Regions from separate parts of the Homo sapiens genome. Here region 1 is linked to region 2. Evidence: chromatin loops called from intact Hi-C (ENCODE). Cell type or tissue: dorsolateral prefrontal cortex. All regions are shown on one strand. Links, peaks and the distances in the headings refer to the core of each region. The heading gives the core; the rest is flanking DNA.

Region 1 (10,889 bases), core at 1,692-9,691, 250 kb after region 2:
GAGTTCAAGACCAGCCTGGCCAACATGGTGAAACCCCATCTCTACTAAAAATACAAAAATTGGCCAGGCGTGGTGGCGCACGCCTGTAGTCTCAGCTACTTGGAAGGCTGAGGCAGGAGAATGACTTGAACCTGGGAGGCAGAGGTTGCAGTGAGCTGAGATCATGCCACTGCACTCCAGCCTGGGTGACAGACTGAGACTCTGTCTCAGAAAAAAAAAAAAAAGGTAATGAGAAAAACAGAACAAAAGAAAATGAGAAAGTCACTGAAGGATTTTTTTTTTTTTAGACAGGGTTCTGCCCTGTCACCCAGGCTAGAGTACAGTAGACAGATCACAGCTCACTCAGACTCAACCTCCCGGGCTCAGGATCAGGCTGTGTGCCACCACACCCAGCTAAGTTATTTCTTTTTTGTAGAGATGGAGTTTTGCCATGTTGCCCAGGCTGCTCTCAAACTCCGGGATTCAAGTGATCCATCCGCCTCTGCCTCCCAAAGTGCTGGGATTACAGGTGTAAGCTACCCAGCCCAGCCCTCTAAAGAATATTTAATCTGGGAGAGAGACAGAAACAAACACTGGTTCGGATCCACTTGTTAAAGGGTGTGTACTGGATAGTAGAAAGGTGATGAAAGTTAAAAAAGAAAGAAAAGAAAAAGATAAAAAGGTGTACAGTAGAGAGAAGCAGAAATGAGACTGGTCGGAAGCTACTACGACGGCACGCGTGAGAGATGGCAGTGCCTAGCCGGGGTCACAGAGGAACCGAGGAACCGCTCAATCAAACGTATGAAGGAGGACAGTGGAGAGGCGGCAAGAACAGCCAACGGTAGGGAAGGGAGTGAAAGGGTGTGGCGCACAGCCCGAGCTCCTGGTTTGGCAGGGTTGTAGTGGCGGGGGTTACTGAGATGGGGCTCCCCCTGGGGACTTGTGAGCTCCTCTGGGGCTCACTGAGTCTTGAGAACTTCTGGCAGCCCCGCCAGTGCTGACTGGACAGGGGGAAGGAAGGCTGAAGTGCTCTCAGGATGCACAGTCATGACAGGAAGGAGGGGTCTTCCTCCAGCTGAACACCTTGGCCACTGCGGAAGGCACGGGAGGAGGCGCAGACCAAGCCAAGCTTCTCTCTACTCCCGCCACTTCCTCTGCCCCTCAGCAAAGTTCACGGCGGGCGGGTGGGGGACAAGGGAATGACTGTGACATTATTACAGAGACGCCCTTGGAGCTGCCCCAACGCACTTTTTTTTTTTTTTTTTAAGTAAAACATTGGCCAACTTCAGCATCAGTTTAAAAAAGTGCATGGGACATACAGGTAACAGGGACTTGGCCCCTGGCCTCAGGACATCAGGCCTTCGGTCACCGTCCACCTCCTCCCTCCTCCATTTCAAGGGTACCCCCGGTACCCCTTCCTCAGTGACGTCCTTGGTGGACAAAGACTATTTCCTACTACTTCTTCTTCTGCTCTAAACTGCTACACAGAGGTGGTTGCAGAAAGCCCCAAAATGGTGCCCCCCAGGAGTCCAGCAGCAACAGGCCGAGTCTGCAGGCAGGTGGCACCCCGGTCCCACCAGCATTTACTCCGCAGGCCACCAGGGCTAGCCCTCCTTGCGTCTGATGCTAACATACACCCTGCCCAAATCCATCAGAAGAACAGAATGCCCAGAAATGGCCCTTCCTGGCACCAAACCCTCCTGGACTGAGAATGCCACCCCTTCCTCCTCCCCAGCCACTTCTGATGGGCAGGAGACTGGGACAGAAGCATCCAGGAGAGAAGTCTTCACCCCCTAGACCAGCGCCTGGGCACTGGCACTGGAACAAGGCATCTAAACAGAAGCTCACCCCCAGCCAGGCAAGCCCCTCTTCCCCATTCTCAGTGCCCAGATGCACCCCCCGAGAGCAAGTGCCTGCCCTTCCTGGAAAGACACCACGTCCACTTAACTAAGTGCATGCACAGCGATTTCTCAGACTCTTTCATGTCCTGCTGGGACTTGGGTGTCCCTCTGTTTACTTCTGACGCTCTCTATGCAAATATCAAGGTAACACATTCAACCTACTCTAAGGCCATGGTCCTTACTCCTCCCTTTCCTGGCCACATGGCCCTGGACAAGGTATCCCTGCACCTGGCTCCCTCCAGCCCCAGCCACCCCTTATGCAAAGTGAGTCCCAACACTCCTGACACCCAAGCTCCCTCACCCACAGGTAAGGGGCCTGTCCAGACCTTGGCTGTGGCGAACACACAAACCACAAATGGCATGTCTACACTGGTGCCCTCTCTGTGCCCGGGATTCTAAGATGGACCGAGAGTTCTTGGTTTAGTGGGGAAGAAATGATTGCCAGTTAAAACATATTGAGCATTTACTGAATGCTTACTATGTGCCAGGCCCCAGTCTGAGCTCATTAGAAGCACTTACTGCCCTTCACAGCCTTAAGAGAGGGGCAATAAGGCTGGGCACAGTGGCTCATGCCTGTAATCCCAGCACTTTGCATCACGAGGTCAGGAGATCGAGACCAGCCTGGCTAACATGGTGAAACCCCGTCTCTACTAAAAATACAAAAAATTAGCTGGATATGGTGGCAGGCGCCTGTAGTCCCAGCTACTTGGGAGGCTAAGGCAGGAGAATGGTGTGAACCCAGGAGGTGGAGCTTGCAGTGAGCCGAGATCGCGCCACTGCACTCCAGCTTGGGAGACAGAGTGAGACTCCGTCTCAGAAAAAAAGAGGGGCAATAGTATCCACTCCCTAACCCTGATAAGGCAGGAACGGGGTGAGTGACTTGCCCAAAGCCTCACAACTGGCCAGAGGCATGGCTGGGCTGCAGCCTGGCTTGTCTGATGTGGGTGCTGGTGCTCCTCACCACTGTGCTGGCTCCACTCAGAAAACACTAATACCGTACATGGAACAGAAAATCAAAACAGCAGAACAGATTCGGGTGCTAAGATACTGCAGCAGACTGAATCAGGAGGAAGAGGAGGAAACCCAGAAAGCCGCTGGAGTCAGCATCTCCAAAGCCCAGCGTCAAGAATAAGCAGGTCCCACAGGGTAGGCGGGAGGGAGAAGAGGCTGTTCTGAACAGAGGACATAGAGATCAACACCCAGGGGCAGGTGGAGTGGGGCCCAGAGGAAGACCTGCCAGGAAGCCTGAGGCCAGGGAAGAAACAGAGAGAGCCAGCCTGGGAGAGCCCCGGAGGGCGGCAGAGAATTTCCACAAGGAAACTGGGATCTCAGAGAACCAGCCCAGTACAGGGTGACCAGGATCTCAAGGTGAAAGGACTGAGCCTGCCAGTGATCTGGGGCTCAAATACCACAGGACCCCAGGCACAGTGACAGTGATCAGGCTACAAAGACGAGTGTTTCTGAATCAGAGGTCTGGCCCCTAGCCCCATGAAAAGACTCAGGGGTCCTCTGACACAGCTGAAGTTTTCCTGGCTGGACCAGCAGGGATCAAGATCTCGAGCATCCAAAACCAGCTGTCAGCCTGTCCTGGCCCAGGAGAGCTGCTCGAGGACAGCTTTCATGTTGCAACAAAACAAACACACCTATGAACATGTGTCTGACCTGAATACGGTGCTTAGCAACCAATCAAGCATTGAAACCAACAGCCGGTGTTGAATCATGGTGACAGCCACCCAGAGCGAGCGAGAATGGCTGTCCTATTTACACACACAGACACACACACACACACACACACACACACACACACACACACACACACGGCCACCTGATGGCACTTCAGGAGGACAAGGCCTGCAGGCTACAGGCTGGGCTCTCTGGTGTGCAGGGATCAGAGGGTGGCCTTCCCTGACATCTCTGAAAATGGCAAAGGCTCAAAGGTAAACAGTGAAACAAAAAACCCAAAGCCATCAAAAGACTCAGGACCTAGAGATCTTGCTGGGGCTGGAAAGGTTGGGAACCCTTAGAACAGAGCACTTCCCCAACCTGGCGATGCCCTTCGAGCCCAAAAGCATTAGTAAGGCAAGCTGAGATGCCCAGGCAGCCAGCAGAGAGCAGGCAGAAGGAGGTGGGCAGTGGTGGGAGAGAGCATGGAATGGGTAGAAGTAAAGCACAGGGGAGTGACGGAGGCCAGAAACGCGTTCCCCCAGTGTCATCGAGTAAAGACGGATGCCCCAGCACTCCCTGGACAGCCCACTGCGGTCTGTGGCTCTGCAGCAGAGAGGGTCCCTTCAGCACCCAGCACAGCCAGCCGAGGAGCTCTCAGTGGACAGGCGTGTGAACCCACGAGTCCAACGGTGCGACTCCATCAACAGAGACCAGAAGTCAACACAGGATTTGTAGGAGAGTGGCAATTTCCCTTTACGATATTCTCTGAGATTCAAAGAAATATAATTTCAAAGCAAGAGAAAACATGATTCCAAAGGGAAGACATTCACGCTTCATTGCAGTTTCTGAAGAGCGCCCCTTACTGAAAATGGGGCACAGTCTGAAGTTTAACATGGTGATGATGGAAATTAAAAACAGGATCTCTTTTTTAAGTAGAGATCTGCAAACCGATGCAGGAACTGTCCACGAGCCCAGAACCCATCAGCCTTGGCTCAGTTCCAGCCCCACCTCATCAGCAACTCCAGGAATTCATCCCTGTTAGTTTTAGCCCCTGAACAAGGATGGTAAATAGAGGGTGAGCAGAGGCTTTCGCGCAGTCGACCTGTGCCAGGTCCTTACTCAGCTCCGACAGCGGGTGTCCAGGTGTCTGTGGGACCAAGCGCTATGAACATGGCATCCACGCAGGCCCTCCCACGCTGGGTGCACACGGCCAGGAGTGCTGCCCAATAATGCCTGCCACGAAGCCACCAAATGCCGACAGACTCCCTGCCAACCGGCTGGATCTCAGTTCGAGTGCGAGTAACGTGCGTCACACACACCCCCGTCTCCGGCAGGATGGAGTCTATACCTCGGACACTAGCAAAATGAGCGACAGAGAGAAGCATCTCAGCAGGAGGGCAGGTGGCCCTGTTTTCTGACCTGAGACGTAGCCGCAGGGCCTGGGACTGTTCACTTCCCAGAAGCTGCGGGAGCCATGGGGTGAGCAGAGCCATGCTGCCATCTAGTGCGCCCAGCAGCTCGGCCAGCACTTCCCACTCCAGAGGTGGCTCGGGGAGGCGGTGATTCCAGAAAACCCTGGACCAACCCCGGCCAGGAAGCAGTGTCCCCGAGACCATGTTTGCTACAGAGCCATGCATCCCTCCTGAGTCCTTCCAGGATGGGCAGATCCTGCCGGACTGGAGTCAGCGGGGAGTGACGTGCACAGGACAATGACCCAGCGAGGCTGGATGCAGCTGTGAGACAGGCTGGGGTCCAGCCCTGCCACTGCAGCCATGCAGAGTCAGAGGCTCTCCCTCTCTCCACCCCCTGGCCTCAGACAAACCACCAAAGGCCGATTCCAGTTGCTCTGATATCACCTCTCCAGGGGGAGGAGGCTACACTCCAGCTCTGGGAGGCCATGATCACTCCCCTGCCACACACGGCTCTCCCAGCCTCTCACAACCCGTTTACAAAAGGTTAGTCATAATTTAACTCAAAACACACCCATCTCCCGACTAGTTCAAACAGTAGCTAACACTTACTGGGCTGGCCTGGAGGGTCACACCCTGTCCCCGGCTCCACACAAACGTGGCTCCTGCCATCTGTGCAGTTGCACTAACACTGCTGCCATTCTCCCTCTGGGGACACCAGGGCACTTGCCCATGGACACTGATCAAGGAAGCCACATGGAGCAGAGGCAGCCAGCCTGCCCGGCCTTGAGCACACCCTGCCATCCTGCCGTCTCACCCTGGGGCCCTTCCCTCTGCCCTGGACAGCCTGGCTCAAGGTCGGCTGAGGGGTCTGAGTGTCCAGTCCGGAACTCCACCCCTCCAGACCCTCCCACAAGGACACCATTGGCCCCAGCAGCCCAGGCAGCCCCCACAGAGGGCCCTAGGGACAGGAGAGGCCACAGGTTGAGTTTCTGTCTAGGTCAGTCCCTGCTGACCTGGGGAGGTCCTGGGGTGAGATGGCCTGGGAAAGAACACAGGAAAGTTCCAGAAGGCAGGGCACGGCCATCCAGCCACACAGTACAGATCTACAAGGTGGCCACGCCCTCCCTGAACCCAGCAGGGCTCCATCATCAGCCCAGCTGGTGCTGCGGCCTGATGCACGGCTGGCCAGTCTCACTCCTCTGGGCCTGTGTCTGATCTCTCCTCCCACGGTGTGGAGAAAGGACACTCCTCCTCCAAAACCTTACTGAAAAAGCAAGCCTCTAAGTAGACATGATTTCTAAGCTCACACCCAAAAGCCTCACCTGTGGACAAGCACAGACACCAACTCCGGGCACTGGGTTTTAAAGGGCCAGCGGCCACACCTGCAGCTGGTGCTGCTGACTGACGGACGGCACAGGGCCTGGCCCAGAACAGAGGCAGCTGGCACCAGGAGGAGCGGTCAGGGACACGGATGCTGCATGTCCTGTAACAGGTTCTCATGGCTCCTGAAGGTCCCTGACGCTCAAGGCTCTGCAGCCAGGAGAGGGCCCTGGCTGGGGAGTGGGGGCCCCAGGAAGACCCGCTCTGCGGCTGCTTCATTTGCCCCGTGGAAAGACCTATAGGCTGGGGGGCCCCAGTGGGGATCAGCACATGCTTCCGGCCCTGCCTGGGCCACTCTGGGCAGCTGGACACACCCTGGGGTGGTTTGGGGACAGAGAGGCCACCCTCCCGGAGTGCACACCCACACAGTACGGGTCCAGAGGAAGGGGCTGGTAACAGCAGAAACCAACACAGGGAGGTCCTGGGGAACTTCTGCAGGCAGGACTTTGAGAACAAAAATCTAGAGAACTCTCTTCAGAGGACATACACTTAGCAAACCTCACGTGGTCACTAAATCCCAGGTGAGGAAGACAGGGCTCGACCTTACTAGACCTTAACAACACTGGGTGCTGCATACGCCACCTGCCCACGTCTTCGATGAACACGGCGAGGAGTGGGGGAACGTCAGGACTGCTTGAAAGGAAGAACCAGACGCAAGTCCTTCTGGCTTCTTTCCCCATAGAGGCAGCTGCAACGCCACCTCCTCCCGCTGGGCTCACGCTGCTGTCCGGCTCCCCTGGGAATTCAGCCCATGCAGCCCCTGCCCAGGATGCTCACAGGGCAAGGGGTGCCCCCTCTGTCACAGACCCTGACTCACATTCACACCGAAGTCCGGGGACGTGGAGCTCCAGATGGCACCAATGCTTGCCGCAGCCAGCATCGCCTCGACAGCGTGCTCACTGTTGGGTAAATAACCTGTGGAGAAAACATAGGAAGAAGCCTTGGGTTCAGGGTGTATGGGAGGTAGCAGATGTCCAAAAGGTTTCTCTGAGAGCCAAGGTCAGAGTGGGAAGGGGGCTGGCCTTGAACTGCCTGAGGATCCTGACCACCAGCCCCCGCCCAGATGAATCGCCTGCTGCCAGCCTGTCAACTCCCCACCATCCCCCTGCAATCCATTCTCCATGCTCTGATGACAATGACCCCGTGGGCTCTCCTCCCTCTGCTCCCCATCCCTCCCTGGGATCTGGTCACAGCAGCCTTCTTCCGACTCCTCAGTTGTCCTAATCACCTCCTGCCTTTGCACAGCTGTCTGATCTGCTGAACACTCCTCCACGCACACCAGCAGTCTCCACTCAGTGTGCGCTCATCCTGCAGCTCTTCACTCAAATGAAACTTCCTCAGAGCAGCCTTCTCCAAGGCTGTCTTGCCCCCAACCCGGTGAACTCAGGTCCCCCAACTAGTTACCTGCAAAGCACACTGTATTTCTCCTTCACCAAACTTAGCATAACTGCAAATGAATAATCACCTGTGTAACTGGCCGTCTAGTATCTGGTTCTCACATGAGGGCTGGGACTTTGCCTGTCTTGTTCTTTGCTTTACCAAATGCCTTTTACCATGCCCTGCACATCAAGGGTCCTCATATATTTGCCGGCTGGCAGATGGATGGATGGATGGATGATGGATGAGGAATGATGAATGGAGGATGGATGGATGAATGAATGGACGGATGACAGATGGAGGATAGATAAATGGATGGAGAGATGGATGATGGGTGAATGGGTAGGCAGAGAGAAGAATGTATAGACGGATGGATGATGTATGAGGGATGATGAATGGAAGATGGATGGATGAATGGATAATGAGTGAAGGATAGATGAGTGGATGGAGAGATGGAAGATGGGTGAATGGGTAGGTAGAGAGAAGAATGTATAGACAGTTGGATGGATAGTTGGATGGATGGTGGATGAGGATGATGAATGGAAGATGGATGAATGGGTAGATGATGGGTGGAGGATAAATGAATGGATGAATAGATGGATGACGGATAAATGGGTAGGTGGAGAGAAGAATGTATAGACAGTTGGATGGATGGATGGTAGGATAAATGATGGATGAGGGATGATAAATGGAAGATGGATGGATGAATGGGTAGATGATGGGTGGAAGCATAATAAATGGATGGATAGATGGATAATGGGTAAATGGGTAGATGGAGAGAAGAATGTATAGACAGGATGGATGGATAGATGGATGGATGATGGTGATGGATGATAAATGGAAGATGGATGGATCAATGGGTAGATAATGGGTGGAGGATAGATGAGTGGATGGATAGATGGATGAGGGATGGATGGGTAGGTGGAGAGAAGAATGTATAGACAGATGGATGGATGGATAGTTGGATGGATGATCTATGAGGGATGATGAATGGAGGATGCATGGATGAATGGGTAGATGATGGGTGGAGGATAGATAAATGGATGGATAGATGGATAATGGGTAAATGGGTAGATGGAGAGAAGAATGTATAGACAGGATGGATGGATGGATGGATAAATGATGGTGAGGGATGATAAATGGAAGATGGATGGATGGATGGGTAGATGATGGGTGGAGGATAGATGAAGGGATGGATAGATGGATGACGGATGGATGGGTAGGTGGAGAGAAGGATGGATAGATGGATGGACAGATGGATGGGTTGATGGATGGCTGCACAGACAGGTGGACTGGTGGATGGTTGGTTGGATGGATAGAGAGGAGAGGGAATGAAGAACACAAGCAGTACTGTCAAGAGCCATATTCAAGCCTATAAGGGGCAGAGGTCCTCAGGCCCTCCATCTCCTAGCAGGCTGGCTTTCATGACAACAGAGGCAGGGAATCCTCATGGCCACAGAGACTATGATCAATTAACCAGATCACTCTACACATTCCAGAGGAAAGGACCTGTACAGTAGGGCAGAAGGCAGTCACGAGACGAAGGGCCATGAACAAGGCCTCATCAGAGCGAGGTGCAGCTACCCAGGTGTGCCCCCAGGGGTCCCTAGTCAGCTGGCTCCCTTTTTCCCTCCTTCTCCCCCCTGCAGTGGGTGTTTCTGTTTGTCTGGATTCACACGCGACTCCCCTGCTGGGCCATAAGCATCCAAGGGGCAGGGGTCACACCACCATGGGGTTCCACCCACATCCGGCAGATGGTTGGTGTTGGCTGAGTTTGCAGCGAAGATGAGACTTGGCTATGAGCGTAAACTGAAGCATCTCAACACTGTCACCCCCAGGGTCAGGGCAGGACTCGGTGCCCAGGGGAGGCTGCTTAACCATCTGACTCCATGTGGCTGACAAGTGAGGAGGAGCTGGCCCTTCTCCCATGGTACATCAGACGCCAACCCTGGGAACCACTTCACAGACAAAGGAAAACGGAGCTAGGCGCAGCTTTAACTCCATCTTTTGAAGACTCTAAAGCATCCAACCCCATTTTAATCATTTTCTAGTGTTTTCTGGAAAACTCAAAGTCCCAAATCCTAGTAACTATGATCAGGTCAAATCCGTATCCAACTGAGACCCACAAAATGGCTGGGGCACAAGGAACCAGCTCACCTCTGAAGGGTCCAGGGCATCGCGGCCAGGCGTCTCCTCAAAGAAAGCATAGCTCACAGGGACCTTGGCTGTCCCCAATATAACCTGTTTTGTCTCTCCTTCACTCAGAAACGTTTGCTTCAAAAGATTTTTTTAAATGAGAATTGGGAGGGAAGAAAAAAACTGGGGACAGAACATTTTGCATTCCTTTGCAAGACCTTAAAAGTGTACAGATTAAATCAGACGACCAAGAACCCAAAAAGTGAGGTTTCAGCCTCAAAAATGCCTGCTTTGTGACTAGACGCAGTGGCTCATGCCTGTAATCCCAACACTTTAGGAGGCCACGGCAGGAGGATCTCTTGAGCCCAGAAGTTTGAGACCAGCCTGGACAACATAGCAAGACCCTGTCTTTACCAAAAATACAAAAATTAGCCAGGCATGGTGGCACGTGCCTGTAGTCCCAGCTACTCAGGAGGCTGAGGTAGGAGGATCCCTTGAGCCCAGGAGTTCGAGGCTGCAGTTGAGCCATGATCACGCCACTGCAGTCCAGCCTGGGCAACAGAGTGAGACCCTGTCTCAAAAAGAAAAAAAAAAAAAAAAAAAGTCTGCTCTGATGATCAGCCCAACACCCATAGTCATTCATTCAATAAACACTTCTTAGATGCTGCTAGGTGCCAGGCACTCTCTATGAAGATACAGCAGTGAGGAGAAAACAAAGCCCCTGCCTTCTAGTATGGAGAACACACGCACACAAACACACCAAGATCCCTGCAGGTTCAGGTGAGCCATGAGGACTATGATGAAAGCAGCTGCAGGAAGAGTGGGATGCATTTTTCGAAGGCTAACCAGGAACGGCCTCTGAGGAGGCAACCCCGACAAGCCAGGGTGAACCCTGAGGATAGGCTGAAGGAGAACAGGCCGCCAAGGGCTGAGACAGGAGGCAGCCGGCATGCCCATCGCTAGATTCCTTCCTAGTCAGCTACCAAACGCTGAGCACTAACTCCATGTCCAGTCCTGTTACTCAAGGGGGAGGCGGGGC
Region 2 (9,297 bases), core at 1,298-9,297:
GTCCATACAGGCTTGGCAGGATTTGGATCAAAAGATAGAGGAGGGAGAAATGATTTTGAAGAATTAGCCTCATCTAAAGTTTTAGCTGCTGCCGCCACCAAGGGGCAATCTGTATTTTGACAATGTCGAGCAATGCAGAAGCACCTCTCCAGATGAAATTTAAATTAGTGCTTTTTGTCATTGGTTTACTTCCCCTCTCCAAACCAGGAAGTGAAATTCAGGTGAATTTGCTCATGAATTACTTGGCAACAGGAACACCGTCAGCAGGAAACATCTGCCTTATGCAGCATCACAATATCTTTCAGCTGGGCTAAGCAGGCACACCAGACTTGGAAGTGAGTGGCTTGAATTTTACTTCTCGTAAAATTTAGGGGAAGTCCAACATAAGGCTTAAATTCTGATTTATTTACAAATAAGGAAAAGGAAATTAAAATAAATGCAAACTTTAATATGCTCTGTTTTCACTGTAGATTGGTTTATTGTTTTCTTTATCTTTTAAGAAGGTATTTTATACCTCTCAAAAATTGATTTACAAGAAATGTAAAGCTGCACCTTCTCTTCTTCATTGTAGCCAAAGCCTCCATTTTATCTGAAATAGCAGTGTAAGGTTTACACTCCTGTCCCACCATAACTCAAGCAAAATGCAATACAAATTTTGTCTGAAAGTGTATATGGAAAGCCATAAACGTCAGCTACCAGAGCCTTATTCTGTCCTCAAACCAGATTGCAACAAAATATAATATCTGAATTTAGGAGCATTTTATGAAGCCACGGGACTGTGTCCTGAGAAATACACTGAAAAGCTAACACTCTTCCCTTTAATCCCAAAATGTCACATAGTAACACCATTCTTTTTCCCATTGGCAGGTAGACCGTGTGGCCCGCGTTCTGAACGTGAAATGAGGCCCTATTCAGTCTGCCGATTTCCTAGAGAGGTATTTACCACTGGACAGAACGAGGTGGGCCCTGAGAGCAGGAAATGAGGAAGGAGCAATGAGGCCCAGCTGAAAAGAACTTCTCATCACTGCCCTCCTTATGAGCCAAGAAGAGAGTCAAGTTCAGGTTCAGAGAGAACACAAGGTGCACCAGACAGATGCTCTGTGGCTAAAGGATGCTCCGACTCAAAATACCAATGGCAGATGGCTCCAAGGAAGCCCTAAAGACAGCCTCGGCAGGAAGAGAGGGGAGGAGATTAATAATATTACTCCTAGAATGAAGCAACTCACAGGGTGCCGGGAATCCAGGCAGGGAACCTGTGACCCAAACTGAGTGAGTGGATGTCACTGCTGTGCTTAGCACACAAAAAACATTCCTGGACATGGACCTTAGTCAGCACTGGTGGGACATGAATCCCTGAACCCCAAGATGGTACAATGTGAACCTGCTACAACATGGGACACACTCAGAAATCAGTCCCTTTCACTGTTAGCTCCAGTCATGTCTGGGAGCTAACTTGCCAGTCTTGTGGCTACTGGTGACCCACTTAGGGTACAGGCCCACAACATTTCTGAGGCTGAGTCTCCTCTAATTCACACAAAACAACTCAGGCATCGAGAGCCAGGTGTGGAAAGTTCTCTTTCCAGTGGGCCAGGTGGCCAGGTGACCAGGTCACCAGGTCTTTGAAAAACACCAGGAAGAGAAACTCCTTACTGGTCTGTCAAAATGTGGCCCTAACAACTGATACAATTCACTACCACCTGGGTACCGCGGGAATAATCACAACCCTTACTGATTTCATGGTCGTGAAGGCCAGGAGCCAAAAGGAGGCCTTTGTCAGCATTAATATTAGTTCAGGTTGGTGCAGTAAATGTCATCTCTGGCGGCGGCGGAATGGACTAGAAAATCTTCCATGCTGTCTTCCACCCAGAGTTCTCCCATCTATTTCCACAGCTCCACTTTGGTGCTGTTTTCACATAGTTCTCCTTGCCCTTACTTGCACTTGCTGGGGAAGCTCATCACCCACATGTGAGCAGAGAAGACTCCTTCTGGTCTGGATTTCTTAGCTCAGAGACACCTTCTCTGAGCTGACCAGCAACTTCAGCCATTCCACTCATGCCAATGTAGTTCCCTGCTCCCTTGCTCTCTCCTTCCACGTGTGTTCAGCCAATTGGAAGCTCTGGTAGAAGACTGGCGGGTAGGAAGAGGGGAGAACCCAGGGTATTTCACCCTGTGTCTCTTCCCTGCAGCATTCACTGGCAGAAACTGCATCTCCTCTGTGGTTCTAACCCCATATAAAACCCCCACCATGGTCCCAGTTTCCTGTAGCAGGTTCTAATGCTTAACCCAGCAGCTTCTGGGTTCTGATAACCTAACCTCTTCCCCTTTTCCCTCTAGCCCAAAAGGTGACAACAGCTTCCAGCTCCTGCTGTTCTTAATTTCTAAATCACTTTACCATCCCCAGATGGTACTTTATCATCCCCAATTTGGTTTCTCAGATTTTCCAGCACCAGAGTAACTAATTCCCTTTATTAAATTCCCTCTGTAGAAATAACTAGAGTGATTTGTTTTCCTGACTAAAGCATGACTACTATATCCAGTCACTCATCACTCCATCCTGCTATATTCCCTCAAAGCCACTATCACCATCTGAAATTAGCCTTTGTGTTTTTCCTTGTTCCCTTGTTTACTATCCATTCTGTCTACTAAAATTCAGATACCATGAGAGAAGGGGCTTTGATGTCCAGTTTACGGCACAATCTCCAGTACCTAGCAGGAGAAATTAAATAGATATTTGCTGAATGAATGTCCATCAATTAAGACTGCCTTGGTTTAACGCTTGAGAGAATAAATCTCTCTGTGTTCCTTCTGAGTTTCTCTCTGGCTTCTTCCCAGGGTTGTTAATAGATACTGTTTTTATTAACACAGCATTTGCCCATCACACTATCACTCCATTCATTTGGTCCTAAAATATCACACCACTGTGGTCACTAAGCTGGCAGCTATGTTTGCCAACCAAAGAGCTGCAATTCTCAAGTAGAAGGAGAAAATATCGCTTAAAGGGAGATGCACACCATTTACAGGCCAACACACCTAGGCATATTTACCAGTCATGCCAGTTGATTATCACAGCAGTTGTAAAATAAGTTCTGTTAGACCGTTTTCAAAAAATTATGAAACTGAGGCACAGAGAAATTAAGCAATTTGAACATGGTCAACGTTAGAATTCATACCAGCTCTATCCAATTCCAAAGGCTTTCCACTTTCTCATATTACCTGAGGGCCTACCTGGCCTGGCAGTTCTACAATGAGGCCAAGGAGTTAACCATTTGGAGGTCATCTGAAGGAGCCGAAGCTTAATGCTCACAAGGCCAGGTTCATGGACACAATCCCTGTACACCCAATGAGGTTTTCATTGCTCCATGGTCACAGGTGACTGTATCTCCCATCCCAGGTACCTGTTACCAGCCTGGATTCTCAGGTAGAGCAGGAAAATAGGTACAGCTGACCCAGAGCATCTCAACCCAGCTGCTAGCAAAACAGCCAGTGATCCCTACCTTTAAGACACTAATAAAGATGGAAAAACATTACTACCTATAAACCACCTTACATATCCTGGAGCCTCAGGAGGAAGATCCTATGCAACAATTTGGGCCAAATGCTCTTGGATTAAGGTGGTCATTCATTAATAACAGCTGTGGTGGGGTGATGCTGTAAATTCCCAGTTTGCTCCTACCTCCAGCTGTATCCCTTTATTGTACCCTGGAGAACAGACCCTTCCACACCTCAGCATTTGAAACACGATTCATTCATTATAGAATCAAAAAAGAAAGGTAGCAAATACTTGACTACTGAATTCCAAGGCCACCAGTATAAAAGCAAGATGCAAGAAGTCAGGTGAGTCTCCACTTTTCTCAACTACATAAAACACATCATGGCCTGAGAAAGAAGAAGAGACACTACAGACAGGCAAGCAAAAGGCCACCAGTGGCAGCCGGTCATCAGGCAGGAGTGACACTTGCCTTTTGTCCCAAGATTCTTCTCACCCCTCAAGCTGGGCAGCCCTGCTTGGCCAAGCTGGGGCTCACAGGAACAGGAAGCAGATATGAGGCAGACAGAAAGCAGATGAAGGGCAAATAGGAAGTCAGCAGGAGCAAATGGGAAGCAGACAGGGAGAGAGAGGAAGTGGAAAGGAATCAGACACAGAACAAAATGGAAGAAGCAGATAGTTCCTGCTCCCAGCTCCAGCCTTGCAGTTGCCTCTATCTTCCCTTATAGGCAGGACCTAAGAAGGAACACCTGACTAAGAGTGGTTTTGCAGAGACCCACCCCTAGCATCACACACCAGAGAATAGAAGAGCAAGTTTAAAACTTAGAGCCTATAATGTAATAACTGACACATCCCACTTAACAGAGGAGGAAACTGAGGCACGGGGTGAGGGGAGTTAAATTACACAGTTAGTAAATGATGGTGGCAGGACAGGAATCCTGGAAAACTGGCTCTATGAATTGCACTGCTAACCATCCCCGTACAGCCTCACATTAAAGAAGTTGATGGGAGAATTCTTATTCCCAGAACTTCAGGATGATCCATAATTCCTTCTTGGTCCAGAAGGATACATGAAGATCCTAGAGCGGTGTATAAGGTAAAAACCTAAAAGGTGGGAATCTTAGATAAAAAGTCAGAATCCAGAGTGGCTTGTCTCTATCAGAGTCCACAGAATGGCTTTAAGTATCATGAAAAACACCTAGGTATTATAGTTTGCAGAACTACCAACAAAATAGAGAATATAGGCATAACATCAGGTCTGAGGGAGGAACAGAAGGAATTTAGTTTGGACACATTTGAGTGAAGGTAAAGGGAAGACTGGTAGAGAGATAGCTGAAAATATGGGATCATGGGATTCAGGGGAAGTGGACCCCTAATTTATCTCCCCACAAAAGTAAGCTCCTTTTACACAACACGCTACCTCATCAACTACCTCTGTATTCTCTAAGACAAGGATTCTCAACCCTGACTGCATGGTGAATGTATATATTATGCTTAGGACCTGCCCCCTCAGAGTTCCTTCAGATGGTCTCAAGTGAGGCCCAGTATTTTTCTGTGTTTGCTAGATGATTCAAATGAACAGCAGTAGAAAAAAGTTCATGGACACTACTGAGTAAACAGTAGGTGCTTTGTGTATACTCATAAAAATGAATAGTCAGGGTAAGGAGAGCCACCCTTGAGGGCAAGTCTTGGATCATGTGCCAGCAAGTCCATAAAACGTTAGAGGCAACTTTATAAATTAAAACAACAAAAAAGATGAAATATTTAAAAATAAGGGCAAAGGGAAAACAAGAATAGAATTATCATTATCATCATCATTTATATATACTAAGCATTTTGCAGGTATTAAAATCGTTATCATCATTAAGTCATCAGTTACTTAATCCTTGTAATAGATCAAACACCATTCTAAGCATTTTATATGTATTAACTTTTAATTCTGATAATCTTTTGACTATGAGGATTTAGTTTTTACCCCCACTCATAAATGAGAAAACTGAGGCACAGAGCAGTTATGTGACTTGCCTAAGATCACACAGCTAGTAAGTGGCAGAGGTGGAATTTGACCCAGGCAGTTTAGCTCCAGGCAGAGTTCTCACTATTAGCCATTATGTTCTGCTGCCAGAGGAAAGCTCGAGCAAGCAAAATCTACATTGTAAGAGCGTAATCAGTGACTAAAGGGAACTGCATATGTGGCTCTGAATTGCCCAGCTCTCAAAGCACAAGATGAGGTCACTATTTGGACACTGTCCATAAAATGAAAGCAAGAAGCAAAGCTTTTCCTGGCTCTAAGAGAAGTTCCTCTGGTGAGTGCTCCCAACTGGCCCCTGCAGGGCATGACATCATTTCCACAATACATTGTGAGCTTACGAGGATGCCTCCTCTGGTGGGCTCCATGTAAGATGGGCCTATAACAACTATGGACAACGAAGCAAAAGCAGTTTTCCAGAGGGCCCAGCGGTGTGTGCCAAGACTGCTGACAGCTTTTGGATAGTCTAGCTTAACAGAAAAAGAAAATCCAGAATGTGATTCTAGAAAACCCAACGTTGTACACTCTCCTCCTGAATGTGCTTTCTTCCCAAACCAGGCAAGGCTTTTAGAAAGAATCAGGTGGCAGAGCACTTGAGATTACATTCTGAGGCTAGAAATATTTTACAGAGACAGTTGAAGGCAAATGCACACAATTTGAAATACAACAGAGAATACCAACCTTTTGTCATAATTTCCACCACCATGTTATGCTGAGAAAGTCCTCCTCCATATCCCAGGATCAAATAGACACTACCTACACTTCTGCTTGCTTTCTGTGCATGGGTATGTATAGATGGGTGTGTCTCTTCATTTTTACACTTAATTCTTGAATCTATCTGAAATCTCTGCTGGTGTATAATGTGAAGTGAGAATCTGATAAAGTTGAAAATTAGCACGCACTGAATTCAGACAATAGAAAGATTTTATTTGACTTCGCAGTTTGAGTTTATTTTAATTGAATTCGAATGCTTTGTGTCAGGGTGCGCACACATTTTTCGCTATTCTCTAATTCACTAACACCCACTTACACCTACTCTTTTCATTCATTTCTGGTATGTGCCTCAGCCTTGATCTTAGAAATTGCTTTCCCAAATAGCTAGCCACTTTCTCCAAACTGTGTTTGTATAATTTCTCTCTCTGCCAATGATTTCTAATGCTTCCTGATTATGTTGTTAAGACCTGAAACATCCTCAAGTCTACTTGTGATTTACTTATTTAACTTCTTTGCTGTGTGACTACACTCATATGAATACATTGTAGCTGAAATTAATGTGGATTTACAATACAGTTTATTATGTAGGAGTGTTATGGACTGAAGTGTACCTCCTCCCAAATTCATACGTTCAAGTCCTAACCCTTGGCACCTCAGAATGTGACTGTATTTTGGGACAGGGTCTTTCAAGAGGCAATATAGCTAAAATAAGGCCATTGGGGGGTGCAAATATTTTTATCCCACGCTGTAGCTAGCTCCTCTGTCTTCTTGCACTGCGTTCTCAGCGTGTAACTTTGCTCCTCCTGGCTACACAGTGGCTGCTCTATCTCCATCCCTCTCAGGACACACCACCAACACCCACACTTGGATGCCTGACATTTCTCTGGAAGGTTAATTGTCCTTAGAGAGCAGTTGCCTTTTTGAAGAGCTACTGGGGAGAAGTACCAAGCATTCTGCCTTTTACTGAGGATGGGGGCATTGGAAGGAGGTCTGCCTGGAGTGGGTGTTCCATCGTCAGAATTTAGTTACTCCTCTTGCTTGCAGCCCTTTTCATGCTGTCCTTGCTCTATTTGCCAACATGTGGTCAAGAGCCCCCAGTTCAATTGGACTGGCGTCCTCATAAGATGAGGAAATTAGAACGGACACACACAGGGAAGACCATGTGGTGGCATAGAAGGCAGGCGGCCATCTACAAGCCAAGAGAGGCCTCAGAAGAAAACAAACCTGCTGGCACCTTGGTCTTGGACTTCCAGCCTCCAGAATTGTGAGAAAATAAATTTCTGCTGTTTAAGTGGCCCAATATGTGGTACTTTGTTATGGCAGCCCTAGCAAATTCATACAGAGGCATTATTGTTCTTTATCAAAATCCTATTAGCTAGACTTCCCTGCTTTCCACCTTCCAAGTTAACTTTAGAATCATATGGTCAAGTTGCCCATGTCAAAACTCAAATGGACTGTTAGCTGGAGGTGAGGATCTACACATTGAGAGTGTGGATGCCTTTCAACTTCCTGCCATATTTTTCTACGTATTTTCAAGTTTTCTAGAATGAACATGTGCTGCTTATTCAATCTAAGAGAAATATTGACATTCTTCCTTCAAAAAGAAGGATACGGAATTTACTTTTAAGTAGCAGACTGAGCACACTTATTCCCTCCATCTCCACAGAAACCCAAATGAAATAAAAGCATGAAAGTACAAAAAGGAAAAAACCTATTATCAAGAGAAATGGAGGGAGGATATCTGCAAATAAAATACTTCAACAAATTTAAGAAAGAGAATAAGCGGATAAAAGTGTGCTGATGGGCAGGACAGCAGAGGAAACCTCAGACCAGAACATTCTACATGTGCTGCCAAGGATCAAGGGGCTACTCTGCCCACTGGAGCCCAGAGGGGCTCCTGGCTACCTGCTGGCATGTACAGTAAGGACAGGTGTGAAATTAGAGCCGCAAAAAAGGAGAGTAACAGATTCTGAAGATGAGACACCCACTCCAGGCAGACCTCCTTCCAGTGCCCCCATCCTCAGGAAAAACCAGAATGCTTCATACTTCTCCCCAGTAGCTCTTCAAAAGGCAACTCCTCGACACTGAGTTAACCCTCCAGAGAAATGTCAGGCATCCAAGTGTGGGTGTTGGTGCTGCGTCCTGAGAGGGATGGTGACAGAGCAGCCACTGTGCAACCAGGAGGAACAAAGGTACACGCTGAGGACACAATGTGAGAAGACAAGAGAGCTGGTCACAGCATGGGATCAAAGAAAAAATAAGATCAAATCCTACTCGCCTAAGCCACTGTGGCCAGGGCTTCTGTTACTTGCAGCCAAACACAATCCTAAATAATAAGAAAAGAGAAGTACATGGCAGAGTGCCTGGCCCAAAGTAAGTAGGAAATAAATGTGTGTTGAAAGAATAAATGAATAAATGGAATAAAGTTGATATTTTTAATGCAAATAAGTAAAAACAATTAAAATGTGAAAAAGGGAAGAAGGTGTGTACATTAGCTAAATCCTCATCTTTTATAGAGAGAGCGCTGCTGTCTACATTTATTAACTCAAGAAGTCAAGGTAGATGAATAATTATAGAAGTCATCACCAGAAGAACTAAAACCAGAAATGGCTAGAAGTGGCGGACTTTGGGGAAGGAGATCAAGGATATAGAGGAATGGAAGACTATGGCCATTCTTTCAAAGTTATTCTGTACCATTTTAATTTCGCCATCTGCATGTATGACTTTGAGGATGAGAAGCCTTTGTGTGCAGGAGCCCAAACCTAGCCAAACAGGGGAAAATAGCATAGAACAGAATACCGGAAATTTGAGTATATGGATGAGGGGAGAACACCCTTAATCTAGATAACAAGACATTATTGGGCCTGTGGGTGAGATGGCCACCTGTCAAGGAGAGGAAAATCAAAAACTTCCTCGTCGACCGTATTGCATATGGCTGCTCAGGCAGGGACTTTCCCAGCCTCTCCTGTATCCACGTATGGCCACAAGACTTCTTCTTGAAAGAGAAGCAGGAGTGTCACATATCACATTAAAGCCAAAACAGGTAACTTTTACCTTCCACCAGTGA

What was found. Hi-C counts contacts between places; a loop is a spot of excess contacts. Peaks named below come from ENCODE experiments on the same cell type or tissue, not always from the same donor. Only the 100,000 strongest peaks of a DNase experiment are listed, where the experiment ranks them.
Region 1: a loop joins it to region 2, with 4 times the contacts of the local background. A loop is called at or near these places in 2 of 110 quality-filtered maps.

The regions. Positions count from the first base shown.
Region 1 is chr12:125,087,789-125,098,677 of GRCh38, reverse strand. It overlaps AACS (acetoacetyl-CoA synthetase), which reads right to left. Exons shown (of 18, transcript NM_023928.5): 5 at 7,155-7,252. Among named protein-coding and RNA genes, the nearest start is that of AACS, 28 kb to the right of the region's middle. RefSeq lists an enhancer at 7,106-7,607. In dorsolateral prefrontal cortex, for the core only: a CTCF peak has its summit at 5,058 (motif pointing left); DNase peaks (open chromatin) are centred at 3,588 and 5,007; H3K4me3 peaks cover 779 bases; H3K27ac peaks cover 5,401 bases.
Region 2 is chr12:125,337,452-125,346,748 of GRCh38, reverse strand. The region is part of intron 1 of TMEM132B (transmembrane protein 132B); the gene reads right to left. Among named protein-coding and RNA genes, the nearest start is that of TMEM132B, 160 kb to the right of the region's middle. In dorsolateral prefrontal cortex, for the core only: a CTCF peak has its summit at 5,761; a DNase peak (open chromatin) is centred at 5,849; H3K27ac peaks cover 2,156 bases.